Regions from separate parts of the Mus musculus genome. Here region 2 is linked to region 1. A link is a loop called in an ENCODE intact Hi-C map of the cell type or tissue named here. Cell type or tissue: heart. All regions are shown on one strand. Links, peaks and the distances in the headings refer to the core of each region. The heading gives the core; the rest is flanking DNA.

The links. Peaks named below come from ENCODE experiments on the same cell type or tissue, not always from the same donor. Only the 100,000 strongest peaks of a DNase experiment are listed, where the experiment ranks them.
Region 2: it touches region 1 in a loop (2.2-fold over the local background); 3 of 42 quality-filtered maps call a loop at or near these places.

Annotation. Positions count from the first base shown.
Region 1 is chr4:47,802,964-47,811,753 of GRCm38, forward strand. No RefSeq gene overlaps it. Among named protein-coding and RNA genes, the nearest start is that of Gm46853, 150 kb to the right of the region's middle. In heart, for the core only: a CTCF peak has its summit at 5,092; no DNase peak of the experiment used is centred there.
Region 2 is chr4:47,583,511-47,592,300 of GRCm38, forward strand. No RefSeq gene overlaps it. Among named protein-coding and RNA genes, the nearest start is that of Gm32487, 15 kb to the right of the region's middle. In heart, for the core only: no CTCF peak of the experiment used is centred there; a DNase peak (open chromatin) is centred at 3,951.

The DNA.
Region 1 (8,790 bases), core at 425-8,424:
CAGGGTAACTGATAGGAGGCCCAAGCTATCCAAGCTATCTGTCAGATCCCTTGATTCTTCAGCTATGGCGTCTTTTCTTACCTCCCACTAGTGTCCTGCCTGCTCCAAGACAGGCTGGTCTCATGGAGCCAGACACACGACTTACTATTGGCTGAAAAGGAGGGCTTTCTCCAGGCTAGATGGACTGTATTTCCCCTAGCATGTAAAAGGAGGCCCCAGAGCCTAAAGGTTATGGGTCAGATCCAGACACTTCTTGGGCTGTGCTAATGTGACGCACAGAGATGCTGACAGGAAAACAACCAAGTCCATTTGTTTGACTGCCGTGATAAGTGGCTTGGATCAAGCCTGCAGCTGGACTGAGGAATTGCTTGGAAAGATGTCATTAGGGTGGCCAAGAGAAAGGAATCCACGCCTGGCAGCCAACCTACTGGCCTCTTCTAGCTAAAAATAGCCCTTGCATCCTAGTCTTCTAAAAGCAGTTTCACATCCATCACATGAAGTGGTCCATCCAACATGTCTGTGGACTGAGTACTCTCTTCACTATGTAAGGACAAGGAAATGAGACTCAGAGGACACACCCAAGGTTACTTCAGCTCACAGGACAGAATTTGGGCACAGGTAGTTTCATGATTAATCTCATTCAGCCTTAGGAAGGGGTGAGAGGCTGACACGTGTTGCCACCTGGAATAACTGAAGATGCTAGCTAACTAGTTCCATGAAGTGAATAGGATCTAAAAGGGCACATAGACTGAGATGTCACTGATATGTGATATCCAAGAGTTGTCATGGTGGTGGGAGACGCAAAGAATTGTCATGACCACAGGCTGGGAAGAGGAGAAAAAGGAGGCTTGCTTTTGGATGTGTTCAGCGTTGGAGTACAGATAATGGCAATGTTTTGGTGATGAACGATGGTAACGGGAGTATGGCAAGGGGAGAGTGCGTAAAGTTATCGAAGCATATACTTAAAACGACTAAATGATCGTCTTGTTACGTCTTCTTTAGCACAGTGAAAAATAAAACTAAGAACAAATGACTAATGGTGCTTATTTCTGAATCATAGAGAGCACTCAAAATGAAAGAAGCCCTTCGTCAATAGCTGAGAAATGAGGCCTGAGAGGAACGTGGATGGATGTGGGGTTGGATAAAGCCAGCAAGTGTCCCACGAAAGCAGAAGTATTGCTCCCTTGTCTGAGCCGCTCTGCCCTTGGGGGAGCTCTCGTGGCTAACAGCCTTTAATCTGATCCATTCGAAAAAATACCCTGGGACTCATTCTTGGCTCTCTGCTTGCCCAGCATTCACTCCCTAAAGTGAGTTACCCCCACAGCTTTGGCCATGGTGAAGTTGCCTCCCCAGCTCTGACTTCTCCTCTAACCTCAACATCTCCCCATTGGGAGACACTGAAGCACTTCAAATTCCATCAATATCAAAATCAAACAAAATTCAGTGTCTCCCCCTCAAACTTGCCCATCGTCCATAAATGTCCCCTAGGTCAGTAAATGACAAGGTTGCATGGAGTTGACCTTGAATCTTCTCTCTCCATACCAGCAATTCTATCAAATCCATTTGAAAAAAATCATCCCGTGAGCTCTCCTTAAAGTGAATAGCCCACTCTGCTCATTTTTTTTTGCCATCTATCCTTCTAGTGACCACGAAGAGATTGCCATTGGCTCTTGGGCAGGATTTTATAATAGCCTCCTGTGGTGGCTGCTCTAATGTGCTAAGCAGAGTCTCCCTTAGGATCCAGTTAGTCATTTCCCTAACTGCTGGGAGTTGGGGATGCTAAAGGCTCAAAGTCACAGCCCTCCTTGGGAATAGCCCTTGGAAAGATACTGCCTCATGTGAGGTTGCTCTTCATCCCAGATATCCACAGGAGGCAAGTCTTCATTTCACTCAAGTTTCTGTCCAAGTGTCATCTCATTACAAGGCAGTCCTTAACACTACCTCGAAAAATAGCAATCTCTTTATTCTAGCGCCTTACTTTGTCTTCTTGCCTTTTCCCTTCAGAACATTTACAGCTCTGACACGTGATTACTCATGTTCTTATTTATGGTTCTAGATTCTATAATACAAAAAGTGAGATGCTCACTCGCTCTCTCTCTCTCTCTCTCTCTCTCTCTCTCTCTCTCTCTCTCCCCTCTCCTCTCCCCTCCTCTCCTCACCTCCCTAACCCCTTTGTCATCAGAAGCTCCGTACCTCTGGCACTCAGAACATAGTCTGAGGCACTTAGTAGACAATTTTATTTACTTCTTATTGCTGCTCTAAGAAGACATTGGAATCCTAGTGGTTTAAACAACACAACACGAATTTGTCATCATATGCCATGGATGTCAGAAGTTCAAGATGAGCCTCATACAACTAAAGTCGGGGAACAGTAGGTCCCTTTGCTTAGGTGCTCTCAGGAAAACATTACGTTACCCAATCCAGGTGCAGTCATCTTTGGCTCATGGCCTCATTTTACCATCTTCAAATCTGTTACTGGACTGGAGAGATGAGAGATGGCTCAGCAGTGAAAAACACTTGCTGCTCTTCCAGAGGACCAGGGTTCAATTCCCAGTACCAACATGGCAGCTCACACCTGTCTGTAACTCCAGCTAGAAGGCTTCTGAAACCCTCATACAGGCATACATGCAAAATGTCAATGAACACAGAATTTTAAAAAAGTAAATATTAAAAAAAAATTTTTTAAACTCTGTTACACAGCATTTTCACCCTTCTCTCTGACTCTGAGAAATCTCTTGGCCTCATTCCCTACCTTTAAAAGTTTCCGAACTGTAAGCTGGGCGTGGTGGTGCACGCCTTTAATCCCAGCACTCGGGAGGCAGAGGCAGGCAGATTTCTGAGTTCGAGGCCAGCCTAGTCTACAAAGTGAGCTCCAGGACAGCCAGGGCTATACAGAGAAACCCTGTCTCGAATAAACCAAAAAAAAAAAAAAAGTTTCCGAACTTTACTGGGCCCACCCATACAATGCAGGGTAGTCGCCTACAGAGCCAGCTGATCTTCTAGCCACTTTAAGTCCATCTTGAGCTTCAGTTTTCCTTTGCTACATCACCTACGAAGAGCATATGTCCTAGGGAATAAGACATGGACATCTCTGTGATATCCTTATTCTGCCAACCATAATCTCCAATTAATATTTGATAAATATATAAGTAATTATCTAAGTTAACTCATTCAGAAATCCCTTAGAAGAATAGTTTGTTATTCTTCGATTTTAAAGATATCAGAGAGGTGGGGGATGGATCAGTCATTAAAGTGCTTGCTATGTACCCATGAAGACCTGAGTTTGATGCCCAGCAGCCATGCCAAAACAAAAAACAAAACAAACAAACACAAAAGGCCACATGTGGTCACACAGGCCTGTGACTCCCTGCTGAGGTGGTAAGACAGGAGGATCCCTGAAGACTGCTGACCAGTCAGTCAAGGCTAATTGATTAGCTCTTGGTTTAGTGAAAGACCTTTTATCAAACAAACAAACAAACAAACAAACAAGTAAGTAAGGTGAAGACCATTCAAAGAAGACACCCAATGTTGACACCCAATCTCACACATACATGTACCCCACACGCACACAACACACATGAACACATAGACACAAAATAAGTAAATAAATGTAAAGAGATGGAGTTTTTAAAGCTAAGCCACTTGTCAGATTCACCTGGGCTATAAAAGAGTTGATGAAACTTAAATCAGACAGGTTGGCCCGAGTCAGTGTCTGGCCACGCCCATTCGCTCTATTTTCCTATAGCTCACAAGTCTGTCTCCTTTGTGAGTTTCAGAGTTCCAGAGTACAGAAGCCACAATTGTACTGTGCAGTCCCCAAGCCTAGTCCAGGACATGGCAAATAGAAAAATAAAATGATAGCATTAATTGTAAGGATTCACCTCATACTTGACTTGAGCCACATGTCCTTATAATACTTCCTGTCCCTCAAAACCCCAAGTTGTGTAAACCTCGGTGGCTACAATGTTAGCCCTAATAGTCAAGTTCTGTACTAAAATGTGCAGTTTGAGTCATTCTAAGCTGGAGATAGTTTAACACATCATCGGAGTGGATTTATTTCTGTCTTCTGGTTTGAATCCAGAATCCCCAGTCATTATCAATCATCCCGTCTAATGAATGAACACTCACTGTGAATAGATTGATCCACTCTAGATTAAGACTTCGACTTGACAAACTAGAAAGTTGTGACTTACAAATGCAGAGACCTTCATTTTTCAAGGCATTCTCATATATACATTTAATTCTCGGAACAGAATCACATGTAGAGAAGAACAAGTTATTTCTCTCACGTTATGACAGGAAATGTTAGACTCAGAAAACATGAACAGCTTGCCTAAGGTCACCCAGGGAGGTCTGCAGTCCAGATTTCCTGACTTCTGCTTACACACTCTTCAACTGCGCCGAGCTGCCAAGTAGAACAGTCTATGCCTTTTAAAGGGGATGGTCCATATAGTGCACATGCGCGTGCAAGGCACACACACACACACACACACACACACACACACACACTGATGCAAGGGGACCCTGCCAGCTCCTCCAGTCTGTCTCACCTTTTCTTTCAGTTCACCCAGTTCTCCCAGTTATAAGGTTTACCATTTCTCAGTAAACACAATGAAAAAAAAAAAAAAAAGCTCTAGGAATTAAATTCATCCCATGCAGTGAAAAGAAAACTGGGGGGTGTGGGGGAGTACAGGAAGGGAGGAGGGATAGAAGGTAATTGGCATTAAACTGTACTTTTTTTAATTTGCCATGGAAAAAAATATTTTCACTGACTATAAATTCTGAAACACGAAGGATTAAGAACGGTAATTAACAGGTTTGGGAGAGACCTGTTCTGTTTTTCTTTTTATCAGCTTTTCTAAGGATCTTTCTTATTCCCACTGTGCTTAGAAAAAGATGGAAGAGAGCTCAGACTCTGGGGTAAAGAGAGAAAGAATTGCTGGGCTAACCTCTTAGATCTGTGTGCTTCTTTGTATGACAATGAGGACATGGAGAGAAAAGAATGGTCTCTACTTTATCCACCCTCTGCTGGCTGAGAGGTCCTCTGACTAGCGAGCAGAGCACTCACTGCCTGCAGCTCACCTCTCCCTTCTCCCCTGCCAGATGGCGCTCTTAGAAAAGGACTCTATGCCCCCGCCCCCCAGCACTTGTCCCTGATTTTGGGGACAGGAGCTGCCACAGGAAAAGTATCTAATTCTGCTTTCACATGCTCATGTGGTCAGCAGCTCCAATACAGAAATCAATCTGGGCCATCTTTTTACTACACAGCTTGAATGCAACCATGCAGGCAAGGAAGCCCACCTATTGGAGTCCATGAGGGCTCTTCTGAGTCACTGCTCGGCTGCACTTCTCCTGAATTCTGCCAAATGTCCTCCAAGCTTTAGTGTCTAAGAGGAAGCAAATCATATGCCCCATCCATACAGCATCTTAAGCCAGGGAGAACTTTCCAAATCACAGATTCCTTCCCTTCAACTCTGTTTTCCAAATGGCCACCAAAGCAAAGTTTCTAAAATATACATTCATGTACTCCATGCAGACAGATTCAGTTGGTGTGAGATGCCAGGCTCTTGCCTGTGGATGGCGAATGCCTGGAGATCAAGGCAGGAAGCACCTGTCTTGGCTTGGATGCAGATGTTAGAATAAGCCAACAGTTAGTGTTTCTCACATGCAAGCAATCCTAACAAACATGAATCGAAACAGGTTTAAGAGTGATGAAAGGCAGAAAGTGGCTTGGGTGTGGTGATCTATATAGGTGATAAGTCACCATGGGGACAAGAAAGAAAAATTGACTAGGATAAGAGCTTTCCAGTCAATTGAAAGAGAACACTTGGCAAGTAAAACAGGCTTAGGTGTTAGAAGAGCATGAAGAAGTCCAGGAGGCTGATGTAGTGAGAAGAGCTAGGGAAATGATTCTGTAGGTAAAGTGTTTGCCACACAAGAATGAGGAGCAGAATTTGTAGCCCCAGAACCCATATACAAATCTGGGTGCTTCCTTAAATGTGTCTACACACACCCATAAGAAGAATCAAAATGGAGTTATCCTATTCTGTGATAGCTTGGCCCCTGTTAGACACCAGAGGCTAACAAAAGCCAGGAGTGGCTTACTTCTTATGGAGTTGTCATCTAGAGGGGTCCCAAAGATCCCTAAATAGTAAGGCTGCTTTTGTTGTCAGTTACCCAACAGAACTTGGCAATAAGATTATATTGCTGATGACACCGCACACTTGAGTCATAGGACACTGAGAAATCAAGCTGGTAGTAACTTGGAAACTTCATCCCCACCGGCTGGCTTTTGTAACACTGGAAATGCTATTCATGTTCCTGGAGGAGAAAAGTAATAAGCAATCTTGTTCATCTGTGAACTTTATGATCTACAATAACAACCAACTTGACAAGGAACATCCACTGCTCTAGTGGCACAAATGTCATGGGAGCATATATATTGGATTTAAGGCCCATTCTATAAGATGAAATCCATATGTAACACACCACTACTGGGCCAAGAGCCAATGAGTAGACAGATCATAGTCTCTATGAGTGAAGCTACTACTATTATTTCTCTAAGTGGACATCCTCTAACAACCTATTGATTACAGCCACAGATGAAGGTATCTCTAACCCCACACAGAGAGGCTTGTTTGCTGTAGATGACAATTAACAGAGCAACTCTGCCAGGAGAAACTGACAGCCACTCCATGAGACAATGGCAGCAGAACTGGACATAGAAACTCTAATGTGGTTGTTCCTGGGAAGAGAATGTCTCCATCACTATCTCCATCTGATCCACTACAAGCTGACATCTCTTCTTAATAACTTCCTCCTCACATGTGCAGATCCTTGGCTACATGTAGAATCTCCATTCAATTGCGTCTATGGATTATATAGCTACCTCATCTCCCAATGTATTTCTCCTCCTTCAGTCACTAGCTTGCTTGTTAGAAGCCCACTGGTTTTAGAGGAAGGTGATCCTGACTTTGACCTGAGGATAGTTCTTTGTGATTCGACCTAAGGCAGCAAACAGAGCCAGTTACAGTTTCTGAAATAAGCATGCGGTATAAGTCACTCGGTGACATGAAGACAATTCCTGCAAATGGACCACCTTAGTCCCGCAGTGCAGCTTCCAGAAGCTCTTCTCTCTCTACTTCTTGACCGAAGCCTTGTCCTCGGAGAAGATCAGAGCCCTAACAGGAGAGTCAGCCATCTTTTGGCTGAGGCACCATCACAGAATCAGGTCAGCACTGCACAAGGCAGATGAGAAAGACAGAAGATGGACTTCAAGAATAGATGTAGAAAAAAAGAAATAAGTCAGTAATGACATCTGAACAATTTCTGGACTTTTCTGTCCTCACACTCAATATATTCCTCTAAGGTTTAATCAGATTTGAGCCATATTTGGTTAATGACAATAAAATGTACTATAGATGATTAAGACATCAACCAATCTCTCTCAGGATGTGAGTTCCCGACTCGCCAGCAAGAACGACGCCACAATAGGATCCTTCTGCACACGTTTATTGGGAGAGCATTGACTGCATAGGCGAAAGACCCTGAGCCCAGAAATGGTGCTGCTTATATAGGCCTAGGAGTGATGTGTCCATACCTGATTGGTTATGCTACCAGTACCTCATTAATATGTGTCGGGCCAGGCAGTGACTCAGCAAAAAAACTCTTCTGCACATGCGCACATTGGTTGTTTACCCATAATCATGGGCCAGTGGTAGCCAATGCCATCTTGTAATGGCACATGTGGCTTCCCACATCAGGACGCATCCCCCAGAATCCCCTGTATTCAGACACACCAAGTCATTCACCTTTGATCTCCAAGAACTCAGTGAAGACTGTTCCCTCTTACTGAATGCCCTTTCTTCCAGTTTTCCTCCCTCCCTCCTTCCTTTCTTTTTCCTTTCCTTCTTTCTCTCACTCCTTCCTTTTCTTGCTCCCCACTCCCACCTTATTTCCCTTCTTTGCTATGAGACCGCTTTCTACTGATCTGTAAAACACATCTGGAATTCCCCTTCCTGAAATCCCTCTGGATCCTTTTGAACTTGCCCTATTACTACATGCATCATTGTCTGGCCTGCATTACACTAACTCTGAAAGGCATATGTCCCTTGCCTTACATCCTAAACCCTCTGAGAGGCAACATGTTCTTTGTTCTATATGTGCTTTGCAGTCTTGTGTCACTTTTATATTCAAGTTTGTTAATTCTCCAATAATTCCCCCAAAACATGTTGCCTGTAGCAATTTCCAACATTGTACTCCTGTAATCTTATGTACCCAGATGTTTTATTCAAAAATAGTCAACACACAAAGACCAAAATGGTCCATGATAACAGCTGCTCCTAGAACCACCCAGTTCTTCTAGCTCACCTCCTATGTCATGTCATGAAGTAGAGAGCATACATAAGGAAAGGAAGATGTGGGAAATTAATGGGGAGCACATCTTGGGGCTCAGGTTTCTTTACTCTTGAGTAGGGCTTTCTCAGGGAGAGTTGAACACAATCAGGATGGCTCTTATCTTTGCTGGTTTTTTGTTTGGTTGGTTGGTTGATTGGTTGATTGTTTTTTTTTGTTTGTTTGTTTGTTTGTTTGGTTTTTTTTGTTTCATTTTGTTTTGTTTTTTGGTTTTGTTTTGTTTTTGTTTTTGTTTTTCTCTTTTCCTTTGTTACTCCATCTTTTGGAGCCTTCCCCTTATCTTCCTCCTTATCCATCTCTGATACAATGGATCCAGATATTTGAAATGAGCCACTGGGTGGGTTTAGAAATGTTGGGTGGAGGCAGTCTGTAGAT
Region 2 (8,790 bases), core at 438-8,437, 220 kb before region 1:
AAAGAAGGTGTCAGATCTCCTGGGACTGGAGTTACAGATAATATGTGGTTTCTGGGAATTGAACCTGCATCCTCTTGATGAGCAACCCATGTTCTTAACCATTGTCCTTTTCCCCGTTTGCTAAGCTCTTAAGTCCACAAGTCCTTGATCAGCTTCTCACTCTGTCAGGCATCCGTCCAGCTAGCTCCACAAATGGGTATGTGTAATGGCTGATCTTGAATGACACATCTTTGGGAGTGTCTCTGAGGATATTCCAGGAAACTGAGTGAAGAAGGGATTGGGTGCCTGGGGTCCTAGACTGAACACAGTGAAGGCAAACTAAGTGCCCATGTTCATCTCTCCCTGGTTCCTATCCACAGAAACAATGTGACCCGAAGAACCAAGCTCTTGAGCCACATGCTCCCTGCCATGATAGACCGTATTCCCAAGAGCTATGAGCCAACTGAGACCATTCCTTCCTTAAGCTGCTTCAGGTCAGGTCACAGCAAGGAGAAAAGTAACAAAGCATAGATAGATAAGGGCACCTGCAGGCAACATAGCTCTTACTCCAGAGAGAGCTCTCCCACCCGTTGAGCTAACTTAGACTACATCCTAAGAGAAAGGCCTCACTGTGAGCCCCTGCATAAGCAGAGGCCTCGAGTAGAAGCCATTCCAGGTCACTGAAGGGTGTTGCTGTTCTCAGGAACACAATGAAGGAAGGATATTTTCAAGGGAAGTAGCTCAAAATGCAAACAAGTGTTTCCTAAACTAGTGGTAAGGTAAGCCTTTCCACCCCCTAAAATTAGCAGTGTGTATGTGAGGGGAGAGTCTAATAAGCCAGCATGGCTTCAGACTCTTCCTAAACTACTAGGGTTATAGATAGAATTAGTCTAGAGCAGCAGAGGGACCTGCGAGGGCCTACTGTGTGAAAATGAGATTTTAATATTTTTCATCTCTCCTGTAGAAAGCTTTTCCTGTGGTACAGAGATGGGAAGTGCCTGGAATATATGGAGATGAGCTCCACTCTTGAACTGGAACCAGGTCAGGGATGGCTCTCATTCTTGTCAAACCTAGACTCTTTCTCCACAGGAAGGATGCCTTGGGCATCTGTATTAGGCCATTAGGCCAGGCATGTGAGTGTGTGCAATTCTTTTGCCACTGTTATCTTAGCATTGCAGTAGGGCAGCACCCCATCACCCAGGTCAGAAGAGTGCATTTTGTGGGTAGAGTATTCTAGAAGGCACAAAGAAGGTGATCTACCTCCCCAGAAGATGGTCTGCAGCCAACAGGCTCCCAAAGTTTGGTCTTTTCCAACGTACGTGCTGTAGCTGCAATCATTGAGTAGGAAAATCTTGCCTGATTCTTCACGGGACTTTTCCTTTAATTCTTGACTCTTCCCTTGTGTCTAGATATGGGGCCAACAAATTGCCAGCTCAACTTGTTTCTTCATACCTGTTGGACCTGTTGGAGCTTCATCCTGGAAATATGTTCAGCTGCTCTGTATAAACAATCTCACCAGAAGATTTATACAGTGAACAAGTCAAAATGAAATAAGCAGCCCCAAATACCCCTAAAATAACACTTTGCTGAGTAACTGTGGCTGTGAGGCTGTATCTCTGAGACCTTCTTCTTAGCAGCTTCTCAGGTATGGAACTTAAAATCAAGCATATCCGGGGGTCGGTATGACTTTGCATCTCTTGTCTTGGACCATATCTATCCAGAAACACATCAAAATTCTCTGTCTCTATTTTCCCCATTTCCCAAATGGGGATCTTTGAGATCCTTCTTAATAAATACTTAAAACATGTAACCAAACCAGCCAGCATATAAGATAAGACATCCCAAGTCTGCCAAGCTGGCTTGTCAGAGGAGTCCTTGAACATTACTTAATCCCAGGACTTTAGCTCCTGGAAGCTGGTATGTGTGTCTGGGCGTATAACTTTGAGATTATCTTGTTTTCAAGATATGGCAGCTGAGTCCTGATATGGTCACTTGTCTGACTGACTCCTCACTTTGTAAGATTGGGCATGTTCACCTGAGGATGTGGTGCTGCAGGAGACGGTGGCCCAGTCTGTTTGCAGCTCTAGAACAAGAGACTCGTTTCTTCAGCATGGTCCTCTAAGTGTCTAGGACTGAGATCAATCAGAGCAGTAAGACATAAAAGTTGAGGGAGGTCTCTATATCATTTGGGTTTTTCCTTTGTGGCAAAGAGAGCATGTTTATTTAATATTTCTGTGGAGTGATCAGAGTGGGAAGGGCTGCAGAATGACAGCTTGAGAGGGTGGTGGCAAGTCTGGGATGCTTGACTGCAGTCATGGCTTGTTGTCCTTGGATGTCCTGTATGAAGTCTGGGGCTTGTTAGCCACATGACTGGTAGGAAAGAGCATGGCTTTTTAGCTAAGAACAGAGTGGGAGGCTTCAGTAAAGGGTACTCATAAGGACCTTGGAAGCATGGAGCTCCCATCTCAATGGACACATGTGGGACCCAGGGGAGGGATTGCCATGACAGTGCTTGAGTTGTTCTGAGATGAATGGCTTTCTCTCTTATGGGTGAGAGTTATGCTCCAATGGCCCTGGACACAAGTCTTTGGAATTACTGGAGAGAAATAGAAGCCTCTAGAGAGCCTACTTGGTGACAACTGTTGTGGGAATAAATCAAGACCATTCTTGGATTACAGACCACCATAAAGGCCAGGCTGAGAAATTCTGATATCCAAGTAGTAAGCTAAGCCAAGAGCCTTTTCCTTCTGCATCTTCTCTTTTGGGGTCCTTCTCTGGGTCTTCCTGTCTGTTGGAACAGTGAGGAGCACAACTTCTACTCACTCTTCAGAAGCTAATGGGAACCATGAGTGGCTCAGATCAAAACAGAGTAGGTAAGTGGCATAGCTACTCAGCCTAAGCTTTATGCAGTGGCCTGTACCTTGCCCTCTAGTTAGGGCCTTGCCTCAGGAAAGGGACTAGTTACTTGCTACCAGTCAAGGATGAAAGCCTGGGTCCCAATGAGCTCAACCATCAGTTAGCTCAAATAATCAGAACACTCTATTCTAGTCTGGGCTGTAATTAGTTATGGAGATGGTACATATCCATCCGCCTCTGTCCATCCTTCATAGCAAGTGGCTGCTCAGGTTCAGAGCCTGGCTTCTCCAGGCACAGCTAGTTGTCTTCAGCAGGAGTGGTCCTCTGACTGAGGCAAGCAGAACCAGAATGGAAATCCGACTGCATCTCTTCTCCCCAGTGCATCAGTGGGCTGAGAGTTCAGATGACCACGGCATCAGCCTTGCCTCTTCCTACTCCACCTCCCTACCCCCACCACCATCAGGCAAGATCTCCTCAGGTCTCAGGCTCTCTATCTGGTAAATGCCTGGTTACAATAGACCTTGTTCAAATCTCACATTTGAAGGTGTCACTTGGCCACTTGATGCCTATGCCTAATGTTTTTACTAAAGGGCTTAGCATTATAATCATCCTTCTATTTAAAAATAAAAACATCAAATCAGGAACTCAAGCTTGTAGCCCTGAACTTTCCACCCATGCTCTCCCTTAGGAGAAACGGTCCCGAGGATCCCATGGAAGTAGAGGTCCAGGTCTCACCCCAGGGAAGGATTCTCCTATTTTTTGTCTTGGACAGAAGAACAGCAACAAGCACAAATTTTGTGATGTCCTTTCTCTCCCCTCAAGTAAAGTGAATGACTGAACTTCCGCTCCTGCCCACAGTTTTTGCATAAGTTTCAGCTGATTAAAGCAGGATTTGATCTTCTCTCCAGATGTTTTGATCACAGAAGGGCCACATATGTGCACACATTCCTGGATATTTTTAGAATTTTTACAGGATCCAAAGCTCTAACTGCTTTTTCACTCTGTGCTTTGTGGCCAGGCCTGGGAGATGCTCTGCCAAGGCTGCTGAGGCTGAGGCTGATGGCAAAGGGCCTGGCCCCGAGGGAGGCTTCCAAAGCTGCCTCGTTCAGTGACGTGGGACAGGAAGTTACTCTGTGGCATTCTTGGAGACTGGAAGGCTTCAATCCCTGGGGCCTCTCTAGCCACCAAGAGGAAACAAACTGATGCGTTGAAGAATTAGAGGTTACGTGGATAATTCCCAAAAGGATTCTGGCTGCCAGTTCCCTCCACACAGAACTTGCAAGATGGACATTGCTGAGTACAGTGGAATACTGGTCAGAATATCAGATGTGTTTCAGCCTGCTTACACAACTAGCTCTCTTTCTCTATTTGGTCTCAGTTTCTCCATCTGCTAAATGGGATGTATTGTACCAGTATCCCATGGATCTGAAGACTACGACCTGCAGTCAGCCTGCCTGGTTTTGAAAATAAGATGTGGTATGGCACAGCCATACCTATTTGTCTGGGCATTGCTTCTGTCGAATTGCAGCCTCAGGGTTGGTCAGTTGCAATAGAAACCAATTAGGCTGAAGACCTGGAGCAGCCATGCTCTGACCTTTTAAAGAAAAGTTTGCTGACTGACATCACCACCCTCATTATGGGGAAGATGTGGCACTGGCCATTTCAAGACAAACCAAGGTTCTTTCCTGCTAGCAATTGGGTCCCCTTTTCTTTCCTTGGGGGATAGTGAGGAAACTCTATTGTCTCCCAAAGATCTTTAGTAGGACCGAGACCCTGGCATCCATCAGAGAAACCTGCTCCTCTCCACACTGTGGATTAGCATTCTGTCTTTTCCTTCCTTATCCCCATCCCACCTTCACATATTCGTGCTGTCTGGGATGTACTCCCCCCAAACCCCACACCCTCAAAACCTTGACTCAGGAATATGCTTATGGCCATTGTGTTATTGTTAACATAATGTTATTGTTAACTTGACACAATTGAGAATCACCAGAGTACTGGGGCTCCAAGACTGCTTGTGAGGGGTTTTCTCAACTGGGTTAACTGAGTTAGAAAGACCTACTCTGAATACGGCTAGTGACATTTCCTGAGCTGGGCCTTGGAAAGAGAGAGAAGCTGAGTACTGGTGTGGACTCATCCATGCTCCCTCCTGACTGCAGTTAAAACAATCAGCTGCTTCAAGCTCCTGCTGCCTCACCATCCTCTCCATGATGAGACTTCGCACTGCAATTGTCACCTGAAACAAACTCTTGCTTTCTTATGTTGCTTTTGTCTGAGTGCTTTGTTATCTGGAGCAGAAAAAGGAGCCAAGACACTGGCCTATGACAAGACTTCAGTCTCCCTGCGTTAAGCTGCCCATGAGACCAACCATGTCTCTTTGGCATCTTTTAGGGGTAGTGGTACTTTGCATGCTAACTGTCTCGTTTCTCCGTGTTTTCCCTTGCCCAAATCACTGTGTTTTTACCATCCCAATGACATCCCTGAATTGGAGTTCTTGCCTTGGGCTTTGCTTTCTGGAGGGCCTGAGCCAAGCATGGTTTGTATTCAGTATCTCCAAGGGCTCCTTTGGCTCTAATACAACTTGTACTAAATCCCACTTATTATGTACCACATGGGGGTTGTTTTCTGAGATATACTAAAGGTCTTTTTTGGTGATAATTCAGATTAGATCAGTGGAAAATGTTATGCTAATTTGAATACTATTTATTAATAGTTATATATAGGGCCTTAAGTTGAGTCTTTCACAGACATTATTTGATTTTCACGTTTATTAGCTGTAGTCTCTTTATTTTATACAGAAGAGAGTAAAGTATAGGGAGGTAAGACACTTCCTAAATTGCACAGGTACTCAAGCCAGGAAATAAAACCAGATCTGATGGGTTCCAAAGACCAGGTTCACAATTATTATCTTAACTGTGTCTGACATCTAGAAGAAAAGAGAAATTCTAGATGTCTGTCTTCGAGTAGACATTTCACCAGTAAGGATGCATGGATGGCAAGTACGCACATGAAAAGAGGTTCAGCATCCTCAATGGAAATTAAGTTGGAGTGTTGTGCCACTACCCACGAAAACAGCAAACTTTAGAAAGACTAATCGTACCTAGTATTGGTGAGGATGTGGGGCAAGTAGAACTCTCATTGTCTGCTGGTGAAACTGTACAATGGTATCCTTACTTTGGAAAACAATGTGACAATCTTTTAAAAGGTTACATATACACTGATCACATGACACAGACATTTATTCTACAAAGATAAGGACCTGTGTACACACAGAGACTATTTTCTAAATGGCCATGGAAGCTTTATTGGTAACTATCCCAAACTGAAAATATCTACTAGCAAGAGAATGGATAAACAACTTGTCATGTAAAGGTTCACTGGAAAGCTACTAGATTATACAAAGAAATGGAACCTTGAGACATGCAATAAGACACTTGAACTTCAGGGTAGTTATATTGTGTAGCACAAGACAAATAAGATGGTGAATACCTCGTGAGTACATTTATGTAAATGTCAAGGAATAGAAAATTAGCCGATAGCAATGGAAACAGGTAGATGACTGTGGCCTGTGAAGATCATGAAGAAAGGAGGAGATAAGGGAAATACAGGAGAAAACATCACTTTAATTTGGGGGATTACAGTGAATGTAAACAAGCCAATTCTAACCCAGCTATACACTTTCAATACGTGTGCTTCACTATTAGTCAATTACATCCCAACCCATGTCCCTCAAAACAAGGATGCAGGATGTATTGGAAAATGGCTCATTATTTCCTGACTTCTAGGAGTGTTCGTCGAAGTAAAGCCAACGATATAAAAACAAGCCATTTGATATTGTCCTGGCTGACTGTCACAAATCATCGTGGATCGGGGTGGAAAGCAAATCCTCGAGCTCGGTGGGAAGGTTCTATCAGCTTTTATTTATTCATAAGCAGCATCAGGGAAAATGCCTTCTGAGGCCGTGTGTTCTTTACACTGACACAGAATGGTCCAGCCAAAAGGGGAAGGCAGGAAGGGACAGGACTTAGGAATCTGGAGACAATCTCTTCTTCCCCTTGAGCAAAGGTATCTCTGTACTGTAGAAAGGCATCTTATCATTTCATTTTCTGGACGAGGTGACTTGAGAAAAACATGAGTTCTTACATGTGCAAATGGTCGGACCTTTCCATCTTCATGCCAATCACTGCTAAGCACTTGGCAGAAATCCTCCTCTTCGATGCTTCATGGCCAGCCTGAGGTGTGTCAGAAGCCTACAGAGCCTCTTCTGGAGCTGGGGACCTCCTCACCTTTGGTTTTGCACATTGAATGACTCTCTGAGTCTCCCTTGGTCACTCAGTACTCTTTCCTATCTCCATTTCCTTCCTTCTTTGCATATGTGTGTGTATTCATGTGTAATGAGTACATGTGCCTTATGTATGTCTCCTTTATTATCATTTATTTAGTTGAGATTTAACTCTTTTTTTTTCTGATTGTGTCTTAAGAGATGATACGCAGCCTATTTCTTTATCAGGAAAGTGATAAAGCCTCCTAAACAGTCAGAACTGAAGTTGTAAAATTATAATGTAAAAATCTTTTAATGGATAAGTGTCAAGGAAATGGTGCACAGTGCCTGTTCTTTGTCATTTTGGTCCTAAATGTTGCCACTGTTACTGACTGAGACAGGACTCCTTGCTGAACCTGGAGTTTGCTGGTTCTAGCTAGTCTCGTTAGCCAGATTGCCCTGGGGATGCCAGCCTCTCTCTCTCCTTCTCTCGTTTTCCCCAAGGGTTCTGGGGAGCTGCCCTCTGGTCCTCACACTTTCAGGGTAAGTGCTTGCTCCACTGTTCAGTCTCCCCAGCCATCTTGCCTTCTTTGGTGATACAGCTGACTTCACATTCCTCCTCTACATTGTCTTCAGTTCCCCAAGGATCTTCTGTCATTGAAGGCCAGGAGTGTCCCTTCACCACATGGCCACAGAAAGACCAGTGATCACCCAATGGCTCCCACTGTTTAAAGTCTCCTCTGCACTGGGAAGAGAAGCTTGTATGCTGGGGAAGCCCAGATTGGCAGCAGAGACAGACACAAACCCAGGACATACCCTCGATGAGGCTAGAGCAGAGCTGCTTTGTGGAGGATGTAGGACAGCTACAAGGGAAGAGGAAATGTCACAGCTGGACCCAACAGGAAGGGTATTTGTCTGACATAAATGAGAGGAGAGAATTTTAGGCAGGAAGCAGAATCCTTTCTTCCTAGCAAAGAGTCATGGAGTGCATAAAGCATGTGGGTGGTTTGGGTCTGGACAAAACCCAGGGAAAGGTGAAGCTGAGGGGAAATCAGGCCCAACTTGTGGAAGAGAAGCCTGGTGCCTGCTGAGGCCTTGGCCTTCAATTTGAGATGCTGGGCAGGCTCTGAAGGGTCCCACTTTTGGAAATGATAGCCGTGGTTTGGTCATCTGGGTTGATTATCTGGGGCCTAGTTCAGGCACTCTTCAGGAATGCTTTCTCACAGACCAGACTTGACTACACTACCATCCATATTGGGGCCAGCCAATCCTGGACACTTTACAACTGCATCCCTGTCCTCTCCACTAGAGTCAGTGGTATTTTCACAGCTCTGATCACCCAAGATGTTCCTATACATCAACAAATGTCCCCGCATAATAAACAATTCCTAGGTGAGAGCCATTGTGTGGTAATTGGATTTGTTGTTATTGTTGTTGTTGAATTGTGTTTGAGGAGTGTCCTTATACACAAATGCAAAAGATGGCGTCTTTTGTATTTGCCTTTTTCCTGTTCTCCAAGGCCCCAGTGTCTGACTTCCAGCCTCCCCTTGAGCTACACTGGACATGCCCTTGACTGCCTACCTAGCCTCACTCAGCCCTAGGGCTCAAGATCTCTGCTCCTGAGGCTTCTGGCTGTGGTTGTCTGTAGTGAACCCATAGCAAACAGCTCTGTCTATTTCTACTTCAGGCCAGTA